3 separate regions of the Homo sapiens genome follow, and all the other regions are linked to region 3. Evidence: chromatin loops called from intact Hi-C (ENCODE). Cell type or tissue: heart right ventricle. All regions are shown on one strand. Each heading gives the region's core, and the rest is flanking DNA. Links, peaks and the distances in the headings are about the cores only. Region 1 overlaps LINC02794 (long intergenic non-protein coding RNA 2794). Region 2 overlaps TRABD2B (TraB domain containing 2B). Region 3 overlaps TRABD2B (TraB domain containing 2B).

Evidence for each region. Hi-C counts contacts between places; a loop is a spot of excess contacts. Peaks named below come from ENCODE experiments on the same cell type or tissue, not always from the same donor. Only the 100,000 strongest peaks of a DNase experiment are listed, where the experiment ranks them.
Region 1: it touches region 3 in a loop (4-fold over the local background); 6 of 110 quality-filtered maps call a loop at or near these places.
Region 2: a loop joins it to region 3, with 2.3 times the contacts of the local background. A loop is called at or near these places in 12 of 110 quality-filtered maps.

The regions. Positions count from the first base shown.
Region 1 is chr1:48,057,242-48,067,666 of GRCh38, reverse strand. The region is part of intron 4 of LINC02794 (long intergenic non-protein coding RNA 2794); the gene reads right to left. Among named protein-coding and RNA genes, the nearest start is that of LINC02794, 13 kb to the right of the region's middle. RefSeq lists an enhancer at 6,082-6,626. In heart right ventricle, for the core only: a CTCF peak has its summit at 6,299 (motif pointing right); a DNase peak (open chromatin) is centred at 6,301; H3K27me3 peaks cover 3,024 bases.
Region 2 is chr1:47,928,307-47,938,731 of GRCh38, reverse strand. All of the region lies in intron 2 of TRABD2B (TraB domain containing 2B), which reads left to right. Among named protein-coding and RNA genes, the nearest start is that of TRABD2B, 64 kb to the left of the region's middle. RefSeq lists enhancers at 4,325-4,840, 7,451-7,620. In heart right ventricle, for the core only: no CTCF peak of the experiment used is centred there; a DNase peak (open chromatin) is centred at 4,061; H3K27ac peaks cover 1,589 bases.
Region 3 is chr1:47,779,825-47,790,249 of GRCh38, reverse strand. All of the region lies in intron 4 of TRABD2B (TraB domain containing 2B), which reads left to right. Among named protein-coding and RNA genes, the nearest start is that of LINC01738, 97 kb to the right of the region's middle. RefSeq lists an enhancer at 3,831-4,331. In heart right ventricle, for the core only: a CTCF peak has its summit at 4,512 (motif pointing left); DNase peaks (open chromatin) are centred at 4,483 and 7,529; H3K27ac peaks cover 483 bases.

The DNA of each region.
Region 1 (10,425 bases), core at 1,649-9,648, 280 kb before region 3:
ATATTTAACCCCCTAGGGGTCATAAAGTGTTCAACCAGAGAAGCCACTCTTTGTAGAAGATGACTCTGGGGATGAAGAAATTAATATATCCCAGGGATAGGAGCTTATAATGTCAAGAATGATAATAGCAACTCACATGTGAATATCATTCTCATAAATCTTGAAATAAAACACTTTCAAGAAAATTAATTTATTTCTAACATCGATCCCGTGAGGTCAATAACCTCATCCCACTTTTACAGAAGGGGAAGGCAGGGCTTCAAGTCACATGCATCTGTCCACTCTAAGTCCAGCGCCACTCCTCAAGCACACACACTCCGGATAATGAGCTCTTGGACAATGGCGAGTGTACAAACAGAACCTGTACTTCTGCCCTGGGTGGGAGTCTAGACCAGCTGCTCTTTGAGTCTGATCTAACTTTGAGATGGTAAAATTCTGCAAGTCAGTGGCAGGACTGGCTGCCTCATGGGGCTGACAGGCTGAGCTGTGGGTGGTCAGGAATGTTTCAGGACTTCCTGTGCCCAGTGTTCCAAGTCGGAGTGTCTAGATTAATGATCCATCTCCAAGCAGACCAAGCCGAGGCCCTGACGCCAAGTGTGGGGCATTGATTAGACTTTACACTCTGAGCTTGCTTTCATCTTAAGCCCTCCATGTGGGCTGGGCCCTAATAATTAACATTCTCTGAGCCCCACAATATGAGTGAGCTGGAAGAAGAGAGTGCAAGTCTCTGAGAAGGACCCCATTGGTGGTGGGAGTAGAGCCCCCAAAGCCTCAGCATGGCCACTTGGCAGATGACCACATCTACCCAGCCAACACTCCCACCCTGCCTGGAGTTTGTCCAATGAGTGATTTTGGTCTCACCTTTGAGCTTCACAACATTTCTATGGGGAAATAGCACTAGGATTATTATCCTCACTGTAGAGATGGGGAAACTGAGGTCCAGAGGAGGGCAGGGGATCACCCAACGGCAGAGAGATCCGGATCAGAACTCAAGTCTCCTGCTTCCCTCTCTGGCATCTTTCCAGGGCAAGAGGCTGTCTCTTTCAGGGATGTTAGACCCTCTTGGCATCTTGAGGAAAGAGAAGGTAGAAGTGTGATAAGATATTTTATTTCACAAGAGAAATCATTGCAGAAGGGCCCTTTTATTTGTTCACACACTATTTCAACAAATACTGAACACCCAGTATGCTCCAGCTGCTGTGCAAAGTGCTGGGAGTGGCAAAAAAATAGTCCCTGGCATCAAGAAGCTTATAATCAGGGAGGAGGGGGAGATGGGTGGTGTGGCAGGAGAGAGATAGGTATGCAAATAGTGAGGTCAATGAGGTGTCATGGTGCTTTAAGTAGTAAGTATATTGAGCATATTTAATAGTAAATACATTTAATAGTATAGCACACTTTTGGCTGCAGGTAGGGTTTGAGTAAGAAAGCATGGGAGATGAGGCTGGAGAAATATGCAAGGAACAGGACACTGAGGCCTCCTAAGCTGGGGCAAGGGGACTTAATTTACCCTGAAGGATTCAAGCAAGAAGGCAGCAGGGTCAGAGCTGCTTTTTAGGATGTCCCCTCCTCTGCTGTGTTGAAGATGTCTTTGGGGAAATGAAGAAGACACTATCTGGGAGGCAAAAGATGGTAGTAGCCTGCTTTGATCAGGTTTTAGCCACAAAGGACACCAAAAACTTTTATCTAGTCTAGAGAAGCCTCTGTGTGGGGTATTTCCTTATTATAAAAAAGTATGTCCTATGGTTGCCAACTTATGCCAAGGTCCCTGGATCTGACCCATTCCACACTCCTCTGATCTAAGAAGAAGCCACAGCATTCTTTTCTCTCTTCACATTATAGAATTCTCCATACCAGTCTACCCACTTCTGCAGGTTCACACTCTCCCGTAGTGGGTTCCCCACTGTCACCAACACATGGCAGCAAAGCACCACACCTTTACAATCCTCTTCTTTGACCTTAGATGACTCCACGTTATGTGGCCTTCCCCTTTCATTCAACATCAGGTATAGATTAATTGAGCATCTACTATGTGCAGACATTTCTAGGCTTTGTGGATGTGGCCTCTACCCTCACAGCCATGGGCCCCTGTGGTTAAAACCCAAACCCCTCAGCCCAGCATTTCAGGGTCTTCTTAGATAAAGCCCAGCTGACCCCATATTCTCCTTTCCCCCTCCAGCACTCTGTACTTGTCACATTTTTTATTCTCTAAATACACTATACTATTTTTTCAAAATTATAGCATTATTAAAATGCTAATATACACACTCTAATTCAAACAATACCAAAGGTAGAAAATAGAAAGTAAAATTTGTCCTATACCTCCTTGCAGCCACTACCCTGTAAATCCCAGTCCCCAGGGATGAACTCTGTTAACATTTGGATAAATATCTTCTCAGATTCTTTAAAAAACTTTCCCTGCCCTCACACACCACCTTTTGCAGACAACTATTTGTCCTTCAAGAATAACGACACTGCCATATTCTCTCCTCTGAGAAGTTGTATGTGTTCCCACAGAGACACAATGCTCACATCTGACATAGCACCTGCCACTCTCTATTAAAATAATCGGTGCACACATCATGCCTCCATCAGGTTGAGTGTGAGACTGTGACCTGAGATCATCATCTCTGTGATGATCACAGAGCTGCTGCAGTCGTGGTCATTATTCACTGTGCCTAGCATGTAGTAGGCCCTCAATAAGTATCTATAGGATACATAGGTGGGTGGATGGATGGATGGATGGATGAGTGGATGAGTGGATGGAGGGAGGGATGGATGGATGGATGGATGGATGGATAGATGGATGGATGGATGGATGAGTGGATGAGTGGATGGAGGGAGGGATGGATGGATGGATGGATAGATGGATGGATGGATAGATGGATGGATGGATGGAGAGACGGGCTGACGGATGGACGGATTGATGGACAGACAGCAGGCACATCTGTGGGATGCTCCACAGGACACAGGTACGGTGACAGTACTGGCACTAAGGAGTGGAAAGGACCTCAGCTAAGCGTAAAGGACCTGGATCCTGTCCTGGTTTTGCCTTCTACTTGCTATGTAGCCTTGTATAAATGCCTCACCCTCTCTAAGACTCTATGTCCCTACCTGAAACTGAATAGCGGAGCTGCGGAGTTTCCCAGGACCCTCCCCAGCAGATGCTCCAGAATGCTCAGCTGGCCCTGGCCCAGCACCCTCACTTTACACCTCTGTAATTACCCACCTGCATGCCTTTATTATAGAGATTGGGGTGGGGTGAGGGCTTGTTAAATAAAGGGCAAAAGGAAATTGCTGGCTTGCCTAAATGACATTGTTGGCATTAACTAGATTAACTTCTGAAGTGAAAAGCCCACAAAAGCAAAACCAAAACAGAGAAGGGGCCATGGCTTCTGCTGGGGGCTTTGTGGTCCCCTGCTCAGCCTGCCTGACCTCCAACCCTAGCTCCCGATCTGTCTTCATGAGGGAGGTCACAGAAGCTACTTTCCTGCCTTCACACATGACTTCATCTCAGCAGTCCCAGGAACATAGTCCTGGGCACTGAGCTCCAGGCCAGGACTGGGGGGCTCCTCGTGGAGCCTCCAGACTGTAAGAGGGATGGGCAGGTAAATAGATACACACAGAGTAGTGGAAAGTAGTGACTATTGGAGCCAGACTTTGCACTGAAGCCTTTCCAGCTCCAAATCTGTGTTCTTTTCCCACACATCTCTCCCATCCAGACCCTTGTCCTTGCCCATCAGATGTTCCTGAGCTGAATGATGAGCTGCTCTCCAGACAGAGCTTCTAGGAAAGGCATTCCAGGCAGAGGCAAGAGGAAGAGGAAGACACAGGAACATGAAAGAGGATGGCACGTTCAGGCAGTCAGGGACAGTGCCACCTGGCACTGGAGCATAGAGGGAAGAATAGCACCTTTCCATTTGGTGTCCCTCCTGGTCATGCCTCTCAAGATGAAGGATACAAACTCTGCAGTAGCCTAGGCAGGGAACTGAAATGCCACATCTCCACACCATGCCAGAGGTGCCAACGTGTGAGAGCATCCATCAGGCAGCAGAGGGAGGGAGTTGCTGCCAGACCCATGGTTAATGCGGGCTGGTATCAAGACGCAAAACAGAGGCAGGAGACTGTGACAGACTCTGACCAATGCAGTTTCTCAGTTTGCAATGTTTATAATCATCAGAAGAGGCAAGGAGATACTGAGGGCGATGGACCCAGCCCTGCTCAATGGTTCCAGATGCTTCAACAGGTAGGATAGGATGGAGCCTTGACATCTGGCTAACTGTCCAGTCTCACAGAGAAAGGCCATCCTTGTAAAAATCCCAAAGTACATAAGAAAAATTCTTCTCCCCAGATGAACCAGAGATCTTCTCTTCCTCACTACAAAGGGTCAGCTAAGTCAAACTTAAGAGGAGAGAAAATGAAGGAAGGAACAGCATCTGTGCCTGGCTTAAGTCTGTGTCTCTGTAATAATCAGACACTTTACATATACTTTCTCATTTCATTCTCTGAAGAGTCTAGAGAGAGGTATTATTTTCTCCATTTGGTTGACAAATAAGCTGAGGCTTAGGGAGGCTTGCCCAAGTCCTCACAGCTAGTGACTATCAGAGCTGGACTTTGCAACAAGGCCTTTCCAGCTCCAAATCTGTGTTCTCTCCCTATACATCTCCAGACCCTTGTCTTTGCCCACAAGAAGCTTACAGTCTAATTTCACTGCAGATCCGGTGATATTTCATCAGCTTGCTAACCTGGGATTAAAAGTCATGAATCCTGTAATTCTTCTGAGCTGCTGGACACCAGAACTGCCAAACGACAGCCCAAGGAGTATTTGAAACACAACTTATGTGACTAGCTCCTCTTGCCAGGTACATTTGTGATACCCTACGTCTGAGGAATGACCACCTAAATAACAGAATTTCAGGCACAGGACAGAGAATATATTCTTAGGTAGGAAGCCATTCCAGCACTTGTCAAGCCTCTTCCACCTGCATATGAGCCCACACTTGGGCCTGAAGGCCACCAACACTCTCCTGAGTCAGGCCTGGTCAGGTTCACTAGATGCCAGACTAGGTCACTGGGTATTAATCATTGCCAAGGGAGCCGTTAAACTGAAAGCCAGTTCATTAAAGATTAAGCTTCATCTCCATAGCCCTCCAGGAAAGGGAGTTTTGGGTAGGGAGCCAGGCCCTATTCCAGGAGGTCACCTACTGTGAACAGGAGGCATCAGGAGCATCTGAGTAGAGACAATGTTTGAGAGAACTCTGGGGGCTCCTGAACCTTTGTCCTGTGTCTGTATCCATGACTGCTACTTCAGGTGGGTCTTCAAGAGAACTAGCTATAAACTCTGAAGTGGAGAAGGACCTGCAATGTCAGGTTGTCTACAGGGAATGAAGGGTTAGGAGGCCAGTCTCCCTGGAAAGCATATGGTAAGGAGTCAGAAGGCCTGGATTCTGGTCCTGACTCCATTCTCCATCTGCTGGGGGCCTTGCACAGGGCAGTTCCCCACTCTGAGCTCCTGTTTTTTCCTTTGATGAATGGAGAAAACATTTGATAAGTGGATTTGTAGTGATGCTTTAGCATGGGTTGCCCTGCGAATGATCTATACATGTTTGCCTTCCTCAGTCTATATTAGCTCTGCACCCCCAGGCTGTCTGGCCCAAGTTTCACTTCCTGTTCACAATCTCTGTGGCCAAGGAAAGTTGGCAGTAAATCTCAAATTCACCATGAGCCCTGAATTGCAGAGATCAGATCTCTCTTCCTGGCTCCCCACACTGGACAGATTGCATCTGCCTACTGGCCTAAGAAAACTCTGGAGGAAACTCCTGTGAGCTCACTAAACCTCAAGAGTAAGAATTCCCCATTTGGTCAATTCTTGGTACTTACATTTAGATTATCCCATCCCAATGGAATCTGTTAAGCCAAAGTTTTGCAAATTCTGCAAAGATACAAGACCTTCACAATTTTGATCCAGTACTAAAGCAATGATACAATATGTACTGAGCCAATCAATAAATGGATACAGAATCATCTCATCTCTTATACAAGGTGCCATGGTGATTTCAGGGCTCCAGTGGTGGCCCCCCAAATGGAAATGGCACTATATGCATCCTGGTTTGCAATCAGTGATTTCTGTTAATGTAAGATGTCTGAAGATAATAGTGGTAAACATGATAGATTTTTAAATAGTAGGGTAATAAGGTGAGGGAGACTTTTGGGGCTGTTGACAAAAGCTCTCCTTGCTTTTTCTGCTGCTCTTTAACCAGGCTCTTTATGAAATGAATCTAATCACCTTTCTGTCTGTAGGTGGCAGCACTGGCCCCTTTCACTCTCCAAGGGGGACCTTGATTGTCATTTAGAACAAGTGCTCCTCTCAAGAGCAAATTACAGGACAATGCGAGGATAGAATAAGATAAACTAGCTTCAGAACAAATGTTCTCACACAGTTAAGATGGGATGCATCTGGTGAACTCACAAAACTTCTAAAGCCTCACTCCGCTTACAGAATAGCCCCTTCCAGATTCTAGTAAGAATACAGATCACCAAAAATGTTTTAAGGGACCATTGCAAAGATGAAAGTTGAGGAAGACTCCCCAGAAGCCCATAGGGTCCACAGAACCCAGCTTGAAAACCCTTGAGCAGGGGAACAGCAGACCAACCACCCGAAGACGACACAATTCTCTCCCCAGCCTGTTCTATAACAACCTGGAGTGTCTCACCTTGGGGTCTATTCTCTCAGATATTGCCCAAAACTTACATATGTTGAGTGCTCACTCTGTGCCAGGCATATTGCTAAGCTGGTTACATGCATGTGTCAATTACACCTCATGACAGGTACTTCCACCATCCCATTTTACCAAGAGGAATCAGTGGATCTGAAAGGTTAACTTCCCAGAATATCCAACCATCACCTTGCACAAATGGGAAAACTGAAGAGAGCAGAAGACTGTTGCTCAGTGTCACATGACAAATCAGTGACAGGGCTAGGACGCTGATTTCTGCTGTCCACGGTGAACACCTTAGAATGAAGGGTTTACGGGAACCGTATGATGATGCAGGACTGGGGCCATTGAAATGGGAAGAGGAGGACAGGAATGAGGCTCTAGGCTCAGGACACACCCAATATCTCCTATCAATAGTTTACCCCACCCTCAAAGAAAGTCCTGGGGAAGGAGTCAGGAACGCCCCTTGAATCTAGTGCCAGCTTTGCCCTGAACAACCTGAACAAGCTGTGTGGCCTCAGGCAAGTCCTTTCACCTTTCTGCGCATCTACACCCTCCCCAAAGCAGTGGTGAGTATCTAATGAGACACTGGTAGGAAAAAAGCTTTTAAAAGTATGAAAGCTCCCTTGAAGCTATTATTATTAATTATTATTATTATTACCATCATCATCTTTCATGGTTATTAATGACCTGTTACCTGCTAGGGATCTGTCATCTAGGAATTTCTTTAAGCCCTTCTTGAACCTGTTTATATTCACAGTCAGCAGCACCTCCCTTGCTTTTGATCCCCAGTCTCTAGCCCAGGTTGCTACAGGCAAGATCACTGGCCTATAGGCCTGTGTTTGAACAACTGTTCTCAGTCTTTTTTGTGGGTTGCATCATGGCCAATTGATACAGTGCAATGCAGCCTCATTTCCTCCTGCCAAACCCCATTTGTATGCCCAGGTCTGTGTTAGGGATCTCAGAAAGAAAGAGAGAAAGATACAGGCTTTGACTTCTCAACCTGCCCCTTCCCCGGGCCCAGAAGCCCAGGGTAAGGTGGGGATATAAGACTCCCTCTTAACCACCTATGCCAGGGCTGAGAAGAGCATCCAGACCTCACAGCCCCAGAGAACACCAAGGACCAGGGCCCCACCTATTCTCAAAGTCTGTTTTCCTCTTCATACCAGGGACAAAGGACCAGGAGCCCTTTCCTGAAGACACTGTACAAGCCAAACATAAACTAAGCTCAACCAACTTCGACACCTACTCTGCTCTGGGCTGTGCAGATTTCAAGTTGATTAGACACTGTCAGGCCCCTGCCTTTAAGAAGTTCATTGTCTGATAGGCGAGACCAAGGCATTAACAGCCATCTTGCAGAGCAAGGTTAGCTAAAGGCTTGAACAGAGGATTCATGAAAAGCAGAGTTAGGGAAGGGCCTAATTAGCCCTGCCTGGGACAATCTGGAAAGGATTAATAAAGAAGGGACATTTGAATCAGGTGCTAAAGGATGGGTAGGAGTTTGCTAGGCAGAGAAGGTGGTGAGCAGAAGAGAAGAATTTCTAGAGCAGGTAGAGCATGAACCAGTATTGATGGCCACATGGTTTTCAGGGAATAGGGATGGACTGGTCAGAGGACAGAGGGGCCCACCTGGGGTTTACTAGCAGGTGAGAACTGCTGGGTGCACGGTTCTACCTGTCACAGAAACTGACAAAAGCCCTCATTTCCTGCTGTTCAGAAAGGAGCCCTGTGGACAATTGAAGTTAAAGCCCCATAGAAGAACTCTCTGACTTCCCCTAGGCAAGTCCTTTAGATCTCTCAGGTTGTGGAGAACCCAGAAGAGCATGGGCATTAAGGTATTTTCATCCTCAGTCCTGCGTTGACTGTTCACCAACAGCATGGGTCTCAGTGTCCCAGCTGAGAAGGGCTACTCAGACATATCGCATCCCTTCCCTTAAGTACTTCTTCATTGTAGGCGACAAGCCAGAAAAAGACCCTTTCCTCATGAATCAGGAGCAGGGGCTGGGAGTGGAGCCCAGGCCTCCTGGCCCCTCCCCTCCCTTCTGCTCATGTAATGGGGTAAATCCCACCTGACGCACTGGAGGAGAGCTCCAGACAAATTCAAGGTGATTGTAACAGTAGCATTTGCAGGCAAATTATACTCCATGAGCTAATTAGGAAAGGATTGGGGCCCTCAGCGTTAATTAATATCTAGTCCCTAACAACTTAATCCTCGGTAAAATCATAGCAGGGATCTCACCCGAATGCTGAAATTCTTTCCTCCAACAAATCACCTATATAAATACATATATTTTAATAGCAGCAATTATAAAGTTCTCTGCCAGCTTATGGGGCTGTTTAACATTCCTGGATTGAGGCCACAGTTTGTTCCCCGGTCTCCCCCCTCCCCACAACCAAGGCCTAATGAATAGTAACTCTTTTGTGGCTCTGCGTTCCATTTAACCAATATCTCCTGCCCAATGGGTCTTCACAGGGAGTTAATAAGCAGCCTGGGAGGACTGCCTGAGGAGGTCCACAAACCTAATCGTTAACTACAAGGCCTAATCAACGTCTGCTTCCCACCCAGAGTCCCCCACAGCTACACAGCCCTGGTCCTCCCAGTAATGGATGGAAAATCGGCAATTTCCTGACAGTTAGCAACCAATTTTCCACCAATTAGGAGAGAGATGGTGGTCTCTGGAGGAAACAAGATGGCTCCTCTGCAAGGAGCTGGTACCAGAAGACAGATGATCCTAGAAGCACCAGGGAACCAAAACCTGTTGGGGTGGGGGGAGGTTGCCGGATCCCTCTCCTGCCTGTTTCTCCCTCCCCTAGGTCTACCTTGGCTTGTATCAGTGGGAGGAAACTTCCAGGGACAGAAACTGCCCTGGAAATTCCACAGGAGCTCTTCTCACTCAGACACCCCATTACACAATAAACTTACCCCTTCCTTCTCTCCTCCAAGGCCAGCCTGACACAGGCTTCTCCTGCTGGGTCTCTCCTCAGTGCCCAGGACTGCCCAAGAAATACCTCCAAGGCCGCTGGTGTGGTGGCTTAATTAGAGCATAAGCTCTGAGTTGGACAGTTGTGCCTTGAAGTTTTCTTTCTCTCCAGTTGTGTGTGACCTTTGGCATAGCACCTAACTTCTCTGGGCCTCAGTTTCCTCATTTGTAAAATAGGGATAGTAAAGCATCTACCTGATAGGATAGTTTACAAGGATTAAACAAAACAGTGTGGATAAAGTACTTTATATCACACATCATAAGACTCAATAAATAGGCATAAGTATTCTTCTTACTATTGTTTTCATAATGAATATTATTAATTAATATAACCACATGTGTGCCAGGCATGGTGCTAAGCTCTATGAGAGCCAATATCTTAGACAATTCTCTGGCTCATTTGCCCCTATTATCTCCCATTTAGATTACTATGATGGTCATCTCCCATCTGGCCTCACACCCCTCCAGTTCATCCCACACCAGATCTTTCTTTATTTATTTTAGAGATGGGGTCTCACTGTATTGCCCAGGCTGGGGTGTGGTGGCACAAGCATAGCTCACTGAAACCTCAAATTCCTGGGCTCAAGTGATCCTCCCACCCCCGCCTTCTGAGTAGCTGAGACTACAGGCACAAGCCATCACACCTGGCTGATTTTTAAATTTTTTGTAGAGACAGAGTCTCACGGTGTTACCCAGGCTGGTCTCAAAACTACTGGGCTCAAGCAATCCTC
Region 2 (10,425 bases), core at 718-8,717, 150 kb before region 3:
AGTTGAACTGAATCCAGTCCAACACCATCGTTTTAGACAGGGACACATGATTCCAGTAAAAGGAAAGTGGGAGATCTCTCTTCTCCATTTCCCATTCTCAATCCCAGAGAGAAGAATTCCTCTGGGATCCCTCCAGCTGTTAGTAAGCTAAAGTCATGGAGTATGCACTATTCTCAAAGCAGAGGAGAAAGATGCATTTTCCCAGTGTCTAGTGCTTCCAAAAAGAAGACAGGTTGGAGCAGATGCCTTCTACCACTGCTTCCTACCTCCCTATCCACCACTATGTTTAGTCCAGGACTTGAGACAGAAAGGACCATAGTTTTCAGAAAAACAGATGGACAGGTGAAAAGGTTTGTAGATGGCCATACTCCAGAGACAGATAGAGCTGGGACTAAAATAACCAGTGGTGGTTTGACTCTTTAATCCTGAGTTTACTCTTGCTTGGCCTCTCTGCTCTCCTTTCCTTCACCTTCTGTGGCCTCTCTGTGCCTGCAGCGTTGAACCCCGCTCACCTGTATAACACTTAAAAGAGAGAAGGGTCCTGCTAATGGACTATACATCCCTTTCTGTTTTCTAGTCTCTTCCAGGCCTGAGTTCCCTTTGGCCTCATCTAATTTCCCTCAGGCCTTGTTCTGTGGGCCTGTGCCGGAAGTTTGGTGGCTACAATATGTAATTTAGGCCCCATTTGCGGCTGGCAAAATATATCATGAGTAGTAGAACTGGAGAATCATAATATTGTTGGAGACCACTGTGGGATTGAGGTGGGGAGCTAGGAGTTTTTTCCCATATCCTCTTGGAACAAGGAAGTCATGACAGACATGTGCACTGCCCCTGCTTCAATCCTTCACTGAGTCTGGAGCATTTGATTTATCTCCCTGGGTATCGGGGTTGGAATGTTCCCCTCTGTCCTTGGCTGCAGGTGGTATGAGCTGAAGGACAGTTTGCATCCACAGGGCAGGAGGCAGAATGATTGGCCTTAAGAGACAATACCTTCACTTAAACATTGGGTGGCCCCACCTCCATGAACCCTACTCCTTTATCAAGGATCTTGGGTCTCTTACCTGTGACAGGAAGCTTGTTTTTTTTTTTCCTAAAAATTCTGTGAATGGTAGAAAAGTAAAAGTGTCAGGGCCTGCCTCTGACTCTCTAAGTCACCCTGAACAAACCTCTTCCATTTTCTGGGCCTCAGTTTTCTCATTTGTAATAATGATGATGATGGTGGTGATGACAATGATAGTGATGATGATGGTGATGATAGTGACAGTGGTGGTGATGATGGTGATGATAGTAGTGATGATGATGGTGATGATCATGATGGTAGTAGTGATGATGGTGATGATTATGATGGTGATGGTGATGATGATGATCATGACGGTGGTGGTGATGATGATGATCATGATGGTGGTGGTGATGGTGATGATCATGATGGTGGTGGTGATGGTCATGATCATGATGGTAGTGGTGATGATGATGGTGATGGTGATGATCATGGTGGTGGTGGTGATGGTGATGATCATGGTAGTGGTGATGATGATGGTGATAATGATGATAATGATGGTGGTGGTGGTGATGGTGATGATCATGGTAGTGGTAATGATGGTGATGGTGATGATCATGCTGGTGGTGGTGGTGATGATCATGGTAGTGGTGATGATGATGGTGATAATGATGATAATGATGGTGGTGGTGGTGATGGTGATGATGATCATGGTAGTGGTGATGATGGTGATGGTGGTGATCATGATGGTGGTGGTGATGGTGATGATCATGATGGTGGTGGTGATGATGGTGATGGTGATAATTATGGTGGTGGTGATGGTGATGATCATGATGGTGATGGTAGTGATGGTGATGGTGGTGGTGGTGGTGATGATGATGATGATTCTTATTTGTTGATCAATGTGTTGTAAATGGTTTCCACATACTTATTCCATAGAACATTCCAATGTGGCAGGTACTGTTATCATACTTATTCTACAGATGAGAAAACTGAAGCATTGAATGATTAACTTGGCCAAGATCACGCAGCTCATAAGCGGAGGAAACAGAATACCTTTGACAACAAGGAGAGTGCAATAGGTTTTTTTAAGCTTCCTCCAAAATCCGAAATATAGTGGCAAACTAATTTTTAAAACTTATTATCCTTTTTATGCCTTTTCCTTTGTCTGTACAGCACTCCTCTGTAACTGAAGATACGCTTTCCTAGAAGTTCTATCCCTTCCTCAAGACTCAGCTCTTCCACAAGCCTCTCCTGACATCTCTAGGCTTGGTAGACCTCCTCATGGTCTGTCTGCCCTTTGCCCTCATACCTGCTGGGTTCTCTGTTCACCTTTCCTGTTGTTTTTCTGCTCCAGCACCCTGTGAGCTCCTAGTTGGGAGTGGGGCAAGATTTTACCCATCTCTTTCCATCTGCCCTAATGTAGGGCTGCTCTTAGGGTGGCCTGTTATTTCATCCACACTCATTGTGAGTCTATAAATGATGAAGAAGTCAATTCATGACCTCAGCCCCAAGTAAACCAATCTCTTCTCTTTGATCATTGGTCCACCAGTACATCACACCCTTTGCATTCAGCTGAGTCTGTTGCTAAGAATGGCTTTCTTGCCTGACCTCATTTGAGAGAGAGGAGAGACCTCATAGTTCCTGAGTCCCTCCTGTGTGCCAGGTGCCATTCTGGGTGCTTTCCCATATGTTCTTCTGTTTACTACGCTTAACAGCCCTGCAAGGCAGCAGCTCTTAGCTCTATTTTTACATTTGAGTCTCAGAGAAGGGAAACAGTTTGTCCAGGATTGCACAGCTAATGAGCAGCAAAATTGGAATTTGAGCATGAGTCTGCCTTCCTCTAAAGTTGAAGCTCTTTTTTTCTGTGGCTTTATTTCCTGCATCCTAAATTACAAGACATAGTGGGATATTTGGGATGCGTGGGCATGAAATATCATATAAGAGATACAGTTTAGATATCTAAATATTGGGGTTTCTAGGTCATTCTGGTGACATAAGGAACTGATGAGATATGGTATTTAAAAGTAGGACTAACCTAGAAAATTCAGGACTTTTCAGTCCCAGTTGAGATATAGTGTTTTTTTCCTGCAGTCCTATCTTACTTGCTTGTTGAAGCCTTTGCCCATTGCTTTTTTGAGTCCTCTTAAATATCCTGCAGTAGGGCAGTAATAAGTGACTGCCCTAATTTTATTACCTACTTAGTGCACTAGGACTTTCTTTATGTGAAGTTTGCTCAGTGGTCATTTCCTGAGTACCCGTGTTATTGAGGTCAGATATGTCCCCAGAAGCTCTATTTTAATGAAGCAAGAGACAAAACAGCCTGTTGCAATACAGTGACGACGGGTGCGAACACATGTGGTGTAAGGCTTAAATTTTGGGTTGGAATCTTCTGAATTTAAGTCCAGCTCCATTATTTGGCAGTTGTTTGACCTTAAGCAACTCCCTTAACCTCTCTGAGCTTTTGTTCCCTAGTCTGTCAAATGTGGATAAGGATAGTGCCTTTCTCCCAGGGATGAGGTGAAAAATAGATAAGGTACATGGTGCCTGGCAAAGAGGAAGCCCTCAGTAAATAGTAGGTGTAATTATGATTATGGTGTGCCATGCTAGAAGAGATTTACAGGGAGTAGAGACTACTTGTCTACCTGCGGGTGGGAGGCTGTGGGTGTCAGAGCAGGCTTCTTGCAGGATGCCAAAGCTGCCTCCTGAGGCATGAGTAGGAATTTTCCAGGTGGATAAAGAGAGGGCATTAGCAGGGTTGGACAGTGTTTTTCGGAGGCCCCTTTCACTGTGACTGTATCACCTGCTGCTTCCAACTCGGACTCTGCCTTGCATTTTGAGAGGAAGGGAGTAGGCTCTTTTGAGTACCATCTTGAAGGTTCTCCAGGACTCAGGAGATGCCCTGTTGGGGCTCTGATGGGAATTCCAGGTCACCAGATGCCTCCTGTTACATCTCCACTCTAAGCCCTGTGTCTGGCCTTGGATCCTCCTCCCTTGTAAATGTGGCCGATGACGAAACAGAGACATCAGTCCCATTTGTGGCTCCATCAGCTTTGGAAGCAGATCACGGGAATTTTCTGAGTCTGGGCCCCCAGCCAGAAGGCATTTATAATCAGACATGGAGCAATCATTAGAGCAGAAACAATAAATTACAACAGCACCAAGAGAACTCCCCAAAGCTGCTCACGCGAGGGGAGATCCAAGGAGCAGAATGCTAGCAGGCTCTGGGCCCGCCTGCCCCTCCCGCTGGCAGCCAAGGCCTCCTGCCTCACCACACTCAGCCTCTGCCCCCAGACGTCTGTGAGTGATGCAGCAGCACTGCCAGAAGAATGCGCCTTACCAGCTAGGACAGGGCTGTGGGCCTGACCTGTGTGCCTGCAGGGACTGTGGGAGGGGGTGTGGGAATGGGGAGGACTCCTTCACAAAGCACCTCCAGGGCCAGGCCCTGCATAGGTGTGAGGTCAGCCTAGTGTGGTGGGATGAACCAGAGACTGGGGAGTCAGGGACCTGCTGTGCAGTCTCCAAGCTGAGGGCTCACAGCAAGTCACTGACTCTCTCTCTAAGGTTCAACTTCCTTGTCTAAAATGGGAAAATAGTGCTTGCCATCTCACAGAATTATTGTAAAGATTAACATACTAAAGAGTGTCAAAAGCCTAGCACATACTAAGTGTTTAATAACATCAGCTTTTCCCCAACCCCTTCTTTCTACCCTCCAACTTGTGCTGTCCAATAAAACAACCCTTAGCCATCTGTGACTATTTAAACCTAAACTAAATTAAATTAAAAATTCAGTTTCTCAGTTGCACCAGCACATTTCAAGGGCTCAATAACCACAAACTTGTGTTGAGTGATCACTGTATTGGAAAGCACAGACACAGAACATTTCTGTTGTTGCATAAAGTTCTGTTGGACAGTGCTGTCTATCCCTCTGATTCATCTGCTATCTGGGAAAAGTTTGGTTCAGCAGATACTCACTGTGTCAAGCCCTGTAGTTACAAAGATGATTGGAGCTCTGTTCTGTCTCTCCAGGGGCACACAGTGTACCAACAGAGCAGTGTGTGCAAGAGTTTAGCCCCAGTGGAAGGGCACCTACATAGGACTAGAGGGAGTCAGAGAAGGTTCTCTGGAGGGGAATGTCTCAGCTGCTATTTATATACATCAAAGTGGAGAATGGCATTCTAGGTAGCACGGCAGAGAGGAGAGCATTCCCAAAGATATAAAGCTGAGTAACAGCAGTGTGGTTGTTTCATAGTCTCATATGTGAGACTATCAGAAACTCATTGCTGCCAAAGCACAAAGTGCAAGGTAAAGAATGACAGGAGAGGTTGGGTGTGGTAGCTCCCGCCTGTAATCCCAGCACTTTGGGAGGCTGAGGCGGGTGGATCACAAGGTCAGGAGATCGAGATCATCCTGGCTAATATGTTGAAACCCCGTCTCTACTAAAAAAATACAAAAAAAAAAATTAGCCAGGCGTGGTGGCGGGTGCCTATAGTCCCAGCTACTCAGGAGGCTGAGGCAGGAGAATGGCGTGAACTCAGGAGGCAGAGCTTGCAGTGAGCCAAGATTGCACCACTGCATGCCAGCCTGGACAACAAAGTGAGACTGCGTCTCAAAAAAAAAAAAAAAATGACAGGAGATGGGGGCTCACGGAGGGCTCTGAACGCCAAGGAGATGGGAGACTGAGTTCAATTCCTGGTCTGCTCATTGCCACTCATGTCCTTTGCCCTGTGCTAGTGCTGAATTACAAAGCTCAGACTCAAAGAGGTTTGCTGCATGACAAAGCAGATCACATGACCCAAGCTCACGTTCTGGGACCAAGAACCCCAGTATCAACTGCTGTAAGAGCCACCCGTTCTTTGAACTAGTCACTTGACAACTGTCAGTATCTATGATCCTCCTGACAGCCCTGTGAGTTAGGGATCATTAATCCCCATGTTCAGATGAGGAAGAAGTGACTTGCGCAGAGTCAACCAGCCATTAAATAGTGGGGCTGGGACTGTTACCTGTGGCTTCTCCTCTTTGAGAACCCAAGGCTCTGCCATGTTATGGCTGTTCTTGTGGATAAATTACACCCGCTTGTTCACTTGCTTCCTTAATCACAAGTTCCTTCTCCTGTTGCACGAATTTTTGCTCCTGTGCTTATCCCTTCTCTTCCCTGCATCAATTTCTCACTCTCTCCTGATCACTCAGGAGACACACATGCTATAGGATCTCCCATCTAGAAACAACTCCCTTGACTCCACATCCCTCCTCAGCTCCTGCCTTATTTCTCAGTTTCCCATTATAACTCAGCTCCTCCACGGACGTCTGTCCTCACTGCCTTCCATTGTCTTCTCAATCCAATCCTTATCACTATTTCATCCTCACTTCTGCTTTGCCACCACTTTTGTTCAATCCATTGGTCAGCCATTTGGTCCTCTCCTTGGTGCACCTTCTGTAGCTATACTCCAGGGAATCCCACCCAGCTCCATGGCCTTGAATCCATGTTGGCATTCCACTGATGCTGTTGTTTACCTCATGGATGGTCTTACATCATGTAGAGGTCTTAAAATTGGAGCAGTCTCTACCCTAAAGCTCTAGACTAGTCTCCAAGTGTTCACTCTGCAACTCTTCTTGGATGTGCACCAGGCATCTTAAATTTAACATGTTCATAAAAGAACTCTTGATTTCAGGTACTCTTCCTTCACCTCTCAAACTCCTCCTCCCCAGGACTTCATCTCAGTGAATGATTCAGGCCCAAAACCCTCCGTTAAGTCCTGTGATCAAATATCATATTCTCAGAGACATTCTCAGAGAGGTACAGCCCTGTTACTCTTTGTCCCTTTCCTCTGCTTTATTTCCCTCACAGCACTTGTTACTACTTGGATGTTGGGGTTATCTATTGCCGTGTGACAAACCACCCTAGGCTTAGTGACTTCACAGTACTTTTATTGTGCTCTTGATCCATGGGATCAGGACTTGGACAGGGAGCAGCTGGGCCATTTTGCTGTCTGTAGCATCCTGAGAGTTCACTCGGGTATTAGGCAGGCAACTGGGCTGGTGTGATGAGTTCTAGAAGCTTCCCTCTAGAAGGCAGGTATGGCTGGGAGATGGCAGCTGCGATACTTGCCCTCCCCACGTGGTGTCTCCAGAAGCATAGTTGAACTTCTCACGTGGCACCTCAGGAACCCATGCATGTATGCCAGGAGACAGGAAGTGGGAACGGCCAGTGTTACTGAGTCCTGGGCCAGAAAACAGGCACAGCATCACTTCTGCCTGATGTCTCAGTCAAAGTAGTTGCAGAACCCACCAAGATCTGAGGAGTGGGGACATAGACCCCCTGCCAAAGGTCTTCTCAGCACACGTGTCCAGATGGAGAAAACATAAGGTGGGGTATGGCTGCTGGTGGCGAAAAGAGAAAGATCTGGCTATACCTTCATGGGCCTGCATTAGAGGCTCTCTAAAGTTCTTCCTGCTCTAGAACAATCTAGGACTCCAAAGCTGAAGCAAGAATAATCAACTCACTTTTTTAAAAAAGAAGGAATCCTAAAGCCTGTACAGGACAAGTGGCCTATTCTACACATAATCATTCATTCGTTAGCTCATTCATTTATTCCTTCACCCATTTGTTCTGATCTCTTCTATGTGCCAGGAACTGTTTTAGGTGCTGGGGATAGAGCAGTCGATAATACAGAAAAGGTCTCAGCCCTCACAGAGCCCATATTCTGGTGAATGACACAGGATATATAAAGTAAGCAGATGCCCACATTCTGGAATGTCAGTGTCACAGATTGAAGGTGGCCACGGTTTTTACATTGCTCCCATCAGGAAGGGGTGGTCTTTGGGAGCACCAAGGGAGAATCAACAGCTGTGGGGTCGGGTCCCAGCTCGTCTCATAAGCTGCTGGTGAGACCCTGGGTCAGTCCCTTTTCCTTTCTGGGCCTCAGTCTGCCTGTCTGTAAAGGGAGGGACATGAGCATGTTCTAACCACAGAGAGCCCTGGAGGTGAAGGCCACTGGGAGGGAGAGAGGAGTTGTGTGATTCACAGGCTTGAGATGTTCTTTCTCGGGATAAGGGATCCTTGAAGAGGAGACCAGAGGATGAAGGCAAAATTAGTCTCCACCTGTTTGTTGCCAACTATAAGCCAAAGTATGTGTGTGTCTCCTGTCACACAGCCAGTTCTGAGGCTCCTGCTGTCCTTTGAAGCCTCTGCAGGGCAGTAGCAGGGAGGAGGGCAGGCAGAGCAGGCCTGGTTTACTATCGCGGACTCGTAGCTCCTCTCTCCCCACTTCCTAAGCCACCAGGGGCCTTGTTCTGCTCCAGGATGTGGCGCTGAGGAGTAGCTGGAGTCAGCCAAGAGCTCAGCGCTATCCTCAGGGATCCAGATCCAGATGCCCAGAGAAACCCCAACACCCCTCAGGAAGAGGCTGTGCACTCTGCTTTCGCCTGCCTTAATCTCTAGGGCTAAAGCTTTGTCAAAGCCAAGATTTCCCTCATAAATCACCTGGCCTCCTGGTCTTTCTCTTCTCTGGCATCTCCTATCAGACACTGAAAGGCATCTGGGAAATTGGACCCTAAACCTTGGCGCACCATGGCTCAGGATCTGCCTTTTGGCAGGGAGAAGGGGAAGGGTGTGCTGTTCCCCACAGCCTCCACTCCAGAACTGGGCACCTCCCTGGCTGGGCCTGGGGAGCCAAAGACGAGGGAGAGTTGGTCTCACAGTGTATCACAGTAGAATTGGTATGTATGTGGAGCAGGGAGGTGGGAGAAGTAGGGAGCCAGGTATGCACGTAACCACCTCTTTTCATACCAGAGCAGGGCATTGGGGGGCTGGGCAAGGGCATTTGGCTCAGGACATGGAGCTAGAGACAGTTAGATGTTTCTGACAGGCCCATTTGGCTAAAGAGGAGCTGGGCAGGGAAAGCCTGGAGGTGAAGAGGGAGATGAGGATGTTGCTGGAGTTGTCCACACCAGGTTTAGTGTGCATTGCCCATCGTTACAGCATTCCTCCAGTGCTAACCCTGCCCAGCAAATGCGCATGAGCACCCACTCTGCCAGGTCCCGAGCTGGGTTCTGAGCATGCAAAGTGAAGGCCGACCCCTGGGAGTGCAGTCTAGCCAGATGAGGGCAGTTTTGTGGATCAGAAGGCAGAGATTGGTAGGTGCTAGGACACTGGGTCCTTCAGTGGGATTTGAGAGCACAGGATGAGGGAGATGACACTTTTATGCACATCCAGCAAGTGCTGATGCAATGTCTGCCCTCTGCCAGGCTCTGAGAATGAAATGGGGAGCAAGGAAGAAGTATTCTTGCTCTGGAGCTTAACAGTTCAGAGAGAGGACTGATAAACACCCAGGCAATCACAGTCCTCTTAAGTAAAGACTATGACCAGGGGATGGCACAGAGCAGGGACTCTAAAATAGCAGGGGATTCAAGGAAACATCCAGAGGACCAGGGAGAGGCAAAGGAGGCATCTAGGACTCAAAATTTAAGGAGGCTCTCTCTCTTCAAGTCACACAAGTGCAGGGTTGGCACATGAGACTCAGGACCTCTGTAAATTCTGTGCTCCAGGTGCCTTGCTTGCCTCATCCTAGTCCCAGTTCTGCAGGAAAAATGTATGTCTAAATTAACATCTAGGCTGAGACATAAAGGCTGGGTAGGAATTAGATAGAGGGGGCTTTACGAGAAGAGTATTGCAGATAAAGGGAACAGCATGTGTAAAGGCCTTGAGGCAAGAAGCATCTGTGCCCAGAGACCTGCAAATTGTCTAATCTAGGGTCAAAATGCAAGGCTGAGAGGTAGATAGTCTTGTAAGTTATGTTAAAGCAGTTAGGGTTTTACCTGGGAGATCAATTCCAACAGGGGATCTAGTCATGAACTTTCAGAGGACATGATGTTTAGGCTGGGCCTTGAAGGATGACCAGAATCCAGACATGTGAAAATGAGGGATGTGAGCCTGAAAGAGCTCAGAGTGAGGGCCTGAGGGACCCTTCAGTCCTGCATTCATCAATCTTACTGAGCATGGGCTATGTACTAGTACACTTAGGTACCACAGTAACTGATGATGTTTGCAGATTGACTTTTTGCTAGAGGATTGGACTGGGAACTCTTCAGAATTTAAAGGATAAGTCAGTCTAGACTTTAAGAGCCTTGCTATCTCTTCCTATTCTTTCCCTTCTTCTCAGCTCAGCAACTGTGTCTGCATTGTTGGAGGCAGAAAAGCAGTCTTTTCACAGATTCTTGGGCCCAATAATCATGGGGTGTGGAGTTTAGAGGTTGTGGAGTGCAGATGAAGGCAAAGCTTGTGAACATCAAACATGAAATGCATGCAGTGCAAGGCATCTGATGCATCATCTCATTTTAATCCTCATCATTAATCCTAAAAGATAGCTATTATTATACCCATTTTACAGGTGGCAAAACCAAAGTTCAGAGAAATTAGTTAGCTTTCT
Region 3 (10,425 bases), core at 1,506-9,505:
CTCAAGAGCCCCCCAAGATTTTCTAGTCCAGTTGCTTGTAGATGCAGGTCCTTGGGTTTCCTCTGGTACAATTAACAGAAAAATAAGTACAAGGTGGTGAATTCCTTGTTAGCTAAATTTATTCAATTTACAGGTTTATATTCTGAAATTATCTCCTTTCAACTGTGTTTGAAGTTAAAATATTCCTTACTTAAGAAAATTAAAAAGATGATGGTGGGAAGCAGATAAAAGTCTCAAAGTCCTCATTTGGCAAAATGAAAATCTGGTAATTGCATTGTTCTTCCCACTCACCTACCTTTTTTTTTTTTAAGATGAGAAAGAATTGAGCATGCTTGAAATATGAGGAAGAGAATATTCTAGGATGAGTGAGGCTGATGATACAGGAGAGAGGGGGGAAAAATGATAAGCCTGAGGTTCCAAGAAGGCAGCAAGGTGGGGACCAGAGCTTGGGTGCAGGGTTGAGGAGGACGCCTTGGGTGGAGGAAGACACCTCTTCACCTGTAACTGAAGGGAAGGAGGGAGGAGGCTGGCAGGCAAGTAATTTGGCAGCCAAAAAGGGAGCAAATTCTCAGCTGATGGCTTCTAATCAGAGCACCACTGTCTGAAGTAGAAGGTGAAGTCATCCACAGAGGAAGAGGAGAGAGAAGGGAGGATTCTTGGTTTGAAGAGGTGAGACTATTTGACATAAGAGAAATTGGCCACAAGAACTGACCAGGACAAGAAGTTAAAGATGTTTCCTCCCATGGGCCATTATGATTGATTGGTAGCACCTGCCTGGAACGTTATGGTATAAGATGATAAAGTCGCATCAGAGCCCAGCAGAGAAGAGGCCCTTATTGATTTGTGATGTCTGCTGGGGACCGAGATTAGGGCACATGCCAGCTACAAATCTGCTCTGTCTATGCTAGGAACATAGAGGATGCTGACTGCAATGAGGGCCCATGAACCTGCCAAGTCACGGGTGTAAGATTTTCTCCAGCAACACCAAGCAGCTGGGGTGTAAATGTGGATGTTGTCACCCAGGCCTGTGTGCTGATTTTATCCTAGCACCCACTGCTCAGTGATCATCCCATTGCATGTGAACTACTCCAGGACAGGGCACATACGCCTCAGAATTGCTGACACCTAGGAGATGTTCTGTGAGGACATACTGGACCAAATCACACAGAATGAAGTTCATTCCATTGAGTCAAGGTATCTCCAGGCCCAATTGTGGGGGTGGGGTCCAGTCTTATGCACTAGAAGAAAATTACAATTTTACCCTTAGTTCCAGGGAAACAGGTTTCTCAGGATATTTACTTGTTCAGCCATCCAGAAATCTTCTAGCATTCTTTTTTCCTGGACTAGAATGAGTAATGTAGGAATTAGAGGAACTGGGCTGGAGACATGAGCCGGACTCAGGGGTGGACCAGGTAACCTCTAGGGCCCATTCATTTCAAACTCTGAGAACCAGTGGTTATCACACACTCCGTCCCTAGCACGTGCTATAATCTGAGTATAATTCTAACTTCTGACATTCCAAAATCCTTGACCCTAACATGCTGTTGCTTTAAAGTTGCACAGCTCTAATATTCCAGCATGCTGTAATCAGAGCCTTCTAACATGCTAGCATTATTTGCTCCAGCCTCTCTTGGATTCCTTGGGAGGAGTATGGAGCTAAGAGCCTTCCAGGAATGGAAATCACTCTTCGCAGGACTGCTGTCACCTGCTCCACAGGGAGCAGAAGTCCAGGCAGAAGGCAGAACTTGAAGAGTTAAGAGGCAAGCAGTGTGAGCACCAGAGACAGAGAGGCTGGCTCCATTACTCAGGCACCCACACATTTGGCACATGCAGCCCCCAGGCTCATGCCAGCCTGTTTCTACCCCAGCTAGAGTGCCGCAGACCCCATAATCCAAAACACACCTGTGAAGCTGGGACACAGAAGCAGATCAGAGGTAAGCACCCAGGCTTGAGAGAAGGGAGAGATATAAGACCAACACACAGAATACCATTAACACCTTTTAAAATTCATAACGTTAGAAATTGCTCCCTAGAGAGTGGACACCATCCTGCTTGAAAAAATTCCCATATCCATCAACTTATATGGCCCTTCCACATCCTCAATTCCTCTTGGAGGGAAACAGGATGGTATTTATTATTCCATTTGGCTGGTCAGTAAATCCAAGTACAGATGGGATGTCAGAGAGTCTTAGAACTGAAGTGAAATGGTGGTCACATTGTCTAGGTCATTCTTCCTGATGACCAGGAAGTCATCCTGATCCCTAAAAAATCCATCCAGCTGTCACTTGGGCCCTCTGTTCTGCTGGGAATTCTTCTGCTGGGCCTTCCCTGATTTCCCTTCTGGGCTCCCATAGGCCTCCAGGATTTTGCTATCACAGCCTCTCTCATGCTCCCAGTCTAGGATGTCCACTCCCTGAGCACTAAGAAGGTGCGTATTACCCACTTGTTGAATGAATGAATGAATGAATGAATGAATGCACCAACCCTGAGGTCCATAAACAGAAATGCTGCCTGCTTCTACATTATCCCACAGCAAAACCCAGCCTAAAACCTACATCTTCTGCCCCCATGGTGGGAGACTGAGGGGTCCAACCACATCACATCTGCCTTTGGAAGCTGAGGCTAGATTGACAGGTGAAAAGACCTAAGGAAAGAGAGTCCCAGGTACTGCTGAGTAAACCATGCAATCACAGCTAGAGGAGGGGGAGTTTAGTGCTAAGCAGGAGCATTTGTAGGGAGGGGAGGCGGCAAGATGATTAGGTAGGGAAAAGCCAGAAAAGAAAGAAAATAGAGCAAGGTGAGAGTTACGCCAAAGACGTGAGGGTAGAAAGGGGATTCTGAGATCTTCTATGTGGCCTTCTCAGAGTCTTTCCTCCTCTGTCTGCACAGTGAGGGGCTTTAGACAGAGCTAGGTCCAAGGTCCCCTTTAGCCCCCAACATTCAGCGTTTCCACACATGTCTAACAGAGGTTTGAGTGACTGGCACTGAAAGGAGGCAGGGTAAGTTAGAGAAAGCTTCCTGGAGGAGGTGAAAACCAGTTGAAATTTCCCTGATGCAGATCCAGCTGCCTTCCAGTTTACTCATCATCTCCATAGTCCTCAGGGCAAGACCCACACCAACCTCCTTCCCCATCATGGTTCTTCACTTGGTGGCGTCAGAATGGCAGCCCTTCAGAGCTCATAGCTGGGCACAGAAGAGCGGCCATCGTCCATATAGGGCCTTTTTCACCTTGGAAACAAGAGGCAGGCCAGTCACAGTGGCTCACATTTGTAGTCCCAGCACTTTGGGAGGCTGAGGCAGGAGAATCACCTGAAGCCAGGAGTTTGAGACCAGCCTGGGCAATATCCCAAGACCCCATTTCTACAAAAATAAAAAAATTTGCCAGTCATAGTCATGGTGATGCATGCCTATAGTCCCAGATACTCAAGAGGCTAAGGTGGAAGGGTTGCTTGAGCCCAGATGTCAAGGCTGCAGTGAGCCAAGGCTGCACTCCAGCCTGGGTGACAGAGTGAGACCCTCATCTCTAAAAAAAAACAAAACAAATGAACAAACAAAAATAACAGCTGCTATCCTCTCTCACTGGCAAGCGCCCTGGTCTGCCACCCTCCCCAAGCTGGAGCTTGAGGCCACAGCATCTGAAGTGTTTCAGAATTTCCAACGGTGCTTCAAAGGGTCCTGCCACCCCACCACGCATGCATCTGGCAACTGGCATTCCTGTGAAGGGCTGCAATCCTTGGCCAGAGTCGCCGTTGCTGCTTCAGGCCAGAACATCCAGCCAGCCAGAGGAACATCCCCTCCTGGCTTGTCCCTAGCTGGAGCCAGCCCTCACCCTCCGAAACAGAGGAGAGTCTAGAAGAACAGAGTGCCCACACCCCAGGACAGATCCCAGGGCTGCTCCATCAGTGAAGGAGAATGTACAAATCTGGCAGGGAGCTCAACATTCTTCCTGGACAGTGTGAGAAAGGCAAGAAGAGAAGAAAGTGTAGATTAAAAGCATGGGCTTGGACCCAGACTGTGTGAGTTAGAAACCCTGCGTTCTCCTGATCAGAAGTCGCCTTGGGCAGATCAGTTGCTTCACTTCTCTCAGCCTGCGGCCTCCCACTCTGCAGATGAGCCTGAGATCCAGCTCACTAGCACTCAGGGCCTGGCCTTGCACAGTCATTCCGTAAATGTGAGCTCTTGTGTTGCCACCATTATTTCAGGGTCCCTGGCCCCTCAGAGCTCGAAGTCCTCTAAGAACAGGACTCCCACACAGGAGACAGTAGAGCCACTGGGGTCGAGGGGCAGAAGTGCTTGGTGGCCTCTGAGGATGCAACTGGGACGCTGTGGCAAAACCCCAAGAGCCAAATTCAGCTCCAAGTAGCACTGAGGCTCAGGAGGCGTGGGGCCCTGTCCCTGCCAACAGGGAGCTCCCAGGAGTCCTGGGGTGTTGTGATTCTAAAAAAGGAGCCTCTGGATGTTGTAAAGAGTGACTGACATGGCCATGGAGATCCCTGGCTGAGCACTGCCTCCTGCAGTTCACAGAACCCATCACAGGCTCTGTCCTGTGCTGACCTGGAATCAGCCTGCATGGCCATTGCCTGGATCTGGGCCTTGACATGGATGCACCCCGTGCCATGCCTGGGCTTGAGCCCAGCTCTGCCCCTTTCTGCCAGCGTGACACAGGGCAAGTTCTGTTAGCCTCAGCAGGGTTGCTCCTCTCGGAATTTGTAACCATCTTTGCGCTGTTCATGGCAGAGCTGAGCTGTCCAGCTGAAGACCTGGGGCACTTTCATTTCTGACGTCCTGCGTTCTAACAGCCTCCAAAGAGGAGCAGCTGGTAAAGGCTGCTAAAGCAGGCAGAATCTCTGGTTCCACCCAGACACAGCAGTTCCCCATAGGATGTCTGAATACCCCTCACAGGCCTGACAAGTGCTCTTCGACCCTCAGCTTACACACCTCCCAGGGTGGAGCACTCACTTCCTTACAGCTGGACAGTTGCCTGGGAGAGTGTTTTTTGGTCCCAGCTTGAATCTGTCCCCTTCACCATGTCCTGCAGCAATCAGAATGTCATGGAGGAGGGACACCCTCGTGTTCCAACCCTCACTATTGCCACCTCTCCTTTCACTTTATGTTACTGCAACCCAGAACTGCTGTTGGCCAGCACGTGCCACACCACCTCTCCCCTCCGTGCATTTGATCCTGCTGTGCTCTACCAGGAATGCCCTTTCTCCTCTCTTCCTCTCACTCCTCACTCATCTCCTTAGTCTGGGTCCCTCTCCTTCCACTTCAACCCCATGGCCCCTGGCACTGCATGGCTCATGCTGTCCTGTGAGTGTTTGCCTGCCCATCTCCCCCTCTCCATACCGTGACCTCCTCAGGGGAGGGGACTGTGTGTCAGCTCCTGGCACAAGGTTGGGTACAGAGGTGGTGTCATCTCAGGCCCCACTGAACTGAAAGGTCCCTAGCCCTTCCCTGGGCGGCCTGCAAAGCAGGAGAAAGGAAGCTCGGCTCTGCCAGTGTCCCTCCAGACACTCTTTGAGAGACCAGTTGTCCATCCTCCACTGGCCCTCCCATCCAGCCCTCCTGTCATACTTCCTCAGGAAAAAAAACACCGCCATAGCTTGATATCCGGCCGGCCTGTCCTGGCAGCTAGATTAGCATTTGAAAGTTTCCCTTGCATTAATTTCAGACGGAACATAAATATGGGCTTGGGATGCCTCTTCCAGGAGGAGAAAACTGGAAACCCAGCATACTCACTGGAGAGAAAACATGTGTGCTGATCGGGGGGAGCCAGTGCTGCTTTGGAGCCTTTGTGGGAACATCTGGTTCTCCCCTCCTCCCTCTGCCCAGCCCCTCAACACGGTCCTGAAACTGCCCTGTTAATTGTGTGTTATTCTTGCTGAGCACTTGCACACTCTCCTCTCCGATCTGGTGAACCTTGGAAGGGACGCATGTTTCTGACAATTTCCTGCCCCCAAATGTGAACTCAGGATCCCTTGCAGCTGCCAATACTTCAGAGTGGGTGTAGTAGGACATGCAGTAAACTGGGACATCTCTGGATTGAAGTCCAAGCTTTGCCTTTTACCAGGTGTGTGACCTTGGGCGAGTCACGTCCCCTCACTGAGCCTGTTTCCTCATCTGGAAACTGGCAACACCTCAAAGGGCCGCTGCAAGGATGAAATGAAATGACGTTTGAGAAGCATCCTGTACTCGGGAGGCCCACTAAGTATGAGCATGTGTGCAGGTCATCAAACGAAGGAATCATAGAGGTGGGAGGACCCATGAGACCGAGACCATGGGGCCCAACACCATGTGGGGAAACTGAGGCACAAAGTGAGACTGGAAACTCCCCAAGGTGACATGGTTAATTGATGAGTGGGGTGTTCTAACAGTCCTAACCCTAGGACAGCACTCGCTCTACCCTGCCTTCCCATGTCAGAGGATCAACAGGGGCTGTCAGGCTGTGCCAGGCTGATGGGAGGCGGGGTAGATCTGGCCTTGGCCTGTGCTCTGCTCACTGAGCCTTGTGCCCTGGCATAGGCTAGATTGCGCTTAGGAGAAAGGGAGTCTTTTTCTTTGCACTAAAACATCATGGGGGCTGCACCTGCTCAGAGCAGGGAACCTCTTCCTGTTTGTATATAAGTGTCCTTTATGTGGGACCCTGGCTTCTCTCAAGGTAGGCAGGCACCATCCCAGCCCCGCAATTTTTAAGATCCAGTCCACCTTTAGGCCCTTGCTTCTCCTTACTTTGCCTGTCTTCTCTTACATCTGCATCTGAATCCCACCCATCCTGGGGGAGTCCTCGATACATGACTGGATACATGAGCCCCTCCTCTCGGAAGCCTTCCCTGATGTCCTCAGTGAATTGGTCTCCACCACGCTTTTTGTCTTCATTTCTGAGTTCCCTCTCTCCTCTTTCTCCCTTCTCTCCTTACCTCTCTGTCTCTGTGTCTTTGTATCTCTTTGTCCTGTCCTTGTCTCTTTCTGTTTTTCTTGGTGTCTCTTCTTCCCTCTCTCCCTACTGTTGTCTCTGTGTCTCTTACTGCCTGTCTCTGGGCCCCTTTCTCTTTCTCTCCACATTGCCTTTCTGCTCTCCATCTGCTCCTGAAGCTCTCTTCCTCCTCCGTGCCCCTTTCTGTGAGTATCTCTCTGCTCTTCTCCCTACCTCTCTCTCTCTTTCTCCTCTCTCCCTCTCTTTGTCTGCATGGCTCTGTGTGCCGCAACCCCCCCACCCCATGGTCCTCCCTCTGTTTCCTCCTCTTCTCATCCACGAGGCCTCAGCAGATGAAATGGAACGTATCTTCCTGCAGAGAGCTGGCCAGAGAACAGCTGTCAGTGTTGGAAGGGGCTGCTGAGCCGTGGCCAGGAGACCTGGGGAGCCTGGGCAAGCCTTGCAGGCTGAGCCCCAACATCGTGGGGCCCCTTTGGAGACTTTCCATGACTTTCCCTGCAGGTTCCAGGATAGGTGTGGCACCTATTTTAGGATTTCTGACCTTGGAGGCAAGCATGGTTCCTGTCTGCCAGCTCCTGAGGACGGCATGCTCTGGGCCCTGACTCGGGCTGGTCCAAGGGCCAAATTCCTGGGATTGGTAGAATCTGGAGGAGCACCACCAAGGGGCAGGGCTGAGTTACAAGAAGAGGAGATCCATGAGCTCAGGTCTCCTGGGGATAGGATGAGATCATGGAAAGGATATGGAGTAACAGGTTTTTTCACTCATTCATTCAACACACATTCACAAAGCCACTGCCACATGCCAGACTTGAGTTTATCTCTGGGGATAAAGATGAATCAGGCATGACCCCTGCCCTCAAAAAGCTCTTAGATCCCCCTCAGGTGGGTTGGGAGCACGTTCTGACAAAGTCAGCTCTGGGGTGTGAACTAGAGAGAGCAAGGAGAGCAGTTTCTGCAGTGATTCAGGCAGAAGGTGATGGTGACCTAGGCCAGAGTCAAGCACGTTTAGGAGGTCACAGCAGGGGGCCTCTGGGAACTGATCGTATGAAGATGAGGAGCGAGGAGAATCAAGATAGGACCTATTTAGGTTGAATAGCAGAGCCTGGTTGAGACGCAAGACATTGTTGCAGAGAAGGAAGAGTTGGATTCTATAGGTTCTGAGGATGTTTAGGTGGAGATGCCCAGTAGGTCGCTGGACAAATGCATCTGGGCAAAAGTGGCAATTCCAGAGTGGTCAGCATTGTGTAGTTACCAAAACCATCAGGGTGGATGATCTGTCTGTGGGTGAGAAGAAGAGGGCCAAGGGCATGGTTCCCAGGGCTCCCACATTGACTGGGCAGGAGAAAGAGGAGCCCACCAACAGGACAGATAGGGGGCAGTGAGAGAAGTACAGAGAGAACCAGGATGGAATGGAGTCGTGAGCACTGGGGCCGTTGCAAGTGTTGCCAACCCAGCTGTGGGGTGCTGTGAAACCAAGCCCAGAGAGGGCAGGGTGGTAGAAACATGGGCTCGGGAGCGCAGGAACCGCATTACACAGTTCTGGGGCACAGGCCACATGGGAATGGCGCCTCCTGGAGTTGTGCAAGGAGTAGCCACCTGGGTGGAGGTGACCATTCTCCCTGCCCTGGCAGAGGGAAAGGAAGGTGAGTGTGGCTTAGAGAAGGAGAGAATGGGAATTGGAAGGATTATTCCTGATTGGTTTCATTTTCTCAAAGCATCTGAAGTCTTCTGTTTTGGGTCTTACAGAAAACAATAAAGGTGTGGAATGGTTGAGGTTGAGGGGATGGATAGGAACGCCGGCCAGACACGTGGACCATTGCCGCGCAGTGCTCAGGATCCAGTGGGCATCCGGTGAGGCCTGCACCATCGGCCGGGCTGAGGCCTGGGCCCTCTAAGTGTCTCCTCTACTCAGTCCCAGAAACGCTCCTCTTGGAGCAGCCGCGCAGCAGTCAGTAAATATTTGCTGCTGCTCCTGTACAGCCCGAGGCAGGGCTTTTTTTCCTGGCAGCTCTTGAAATCCTCTGGGCAAACGCGAGGACCGCTGTTGGGCTGGGAGGCCTTGTCTTTGCACAGGTCTCCAAGGAGGCAGAAAAGGAGTTGCCTTTGCTGCCAGGAGTAGAGTCCAAGAGCCGCTTGCAGAGAGTTCCTCCAGCCTGCGTGCTGGAGGCTGCCTCTTCCCGTCCCTTTCCAGCTTTATGGTGCTGTGGGGAAAGGCAAGAGTGGGGATGACCCCGCCCTGCCGGGGACTGTCTCCAGCCCATCACTCAGTACTGCACTCTGGGCTTTTCCAAGGGACATCCACTTCTTCTGCCTCATTAGGGCTTTACAGTTGCCCCAAGGAGTCGGTCAAAGAACTGTAGGCCCGTTTGACGCACAAGAAAACTGAGGCTGGTGGCAGGGAAGCCACTTGCTTAGGATCACAGGCTGCGGGGCAGAATGAGAGCCTTGGCGGGAGCCTGGATCTTTTGTCCTCAACAGCACTAGGTCAGGGCCAGAGCTCCGGAAGGGCCTGTTCATGCCTGTGCTGCCCATGCCTCTTCTGCAGTTAGCTTCCCAAATGTGCCTCATTCACCTCCTAGTCATTGCACATGCTGTTCCCCCTACTGGAACAGCCTCCCCCACTGTGCCACCCACTCCTATCCTCACCTCGATAACTCTTATCCCACCCTGCAGCTAGCAGTGCCCCCTCCAGGAAGTCTGCTTGACCCCAGGCTGGCTTAGAGGCCTCCTGTGTGCCCTCACAGCCTCCTGTGTGAACAGTTCCCTCTCCATCATACTTAGTGCCCGGATTACAGGATTCCCATTCTCAAGTCTGTGAGTGCCTGGAAAAAGACCCTGCCTCTTCATCACTACCCAGCACAAGATATGCACCTAGGCAGTGTTCATTAAATGAACGAGATGAATAGGTGGGGAAAGGAAATAAGAGAGGGAGGTATCTTTTCATAAGGGTCTCTGGAATGAAACAAAAACCTTCCCCATAGGCTCTGAGAGCCAGAAGAGCCTATAGATATTATGCATAGCAAGAAACTGAGGGCATTAGAGGGTAATATGCTTGCCTGAGGTCTCAGAGTAAGTGTGGTGGTTGCCAGACTAGAGCCCTCTGACATTCCAAGCCCAGTGACCTTTCCCAGTGATCCTCAAGTGAAACTTCAGGGAGGCAGGGTCAGCCAGCCACATGGCACATAGTCAGGCATGGTCAGCCAGGCCTAAGGTAACTCCAGATGCTCTGGCAGGGCATGGTCAGCAAGAGGGAGATCACTGGGCTGGGAGACTTCCTGAGGAGTTGTGAAACCAGCCCAGAGGTGTGCGAGGCTGGTGGGGCAAGACAGCAGCACGGTTCATTCTCTGCTCCAGCCACTATGCAGTTCTATGCTGGCTTCCTCTGCCAGAGCATCTCTGTTCCCCAACAGCCTGTCCACTTTCTACTCTCCTAGACCTCCCTGGGGCTGTCAGCATGCTGACCTTCTGGCTTCCACCTGTCACCACCATTC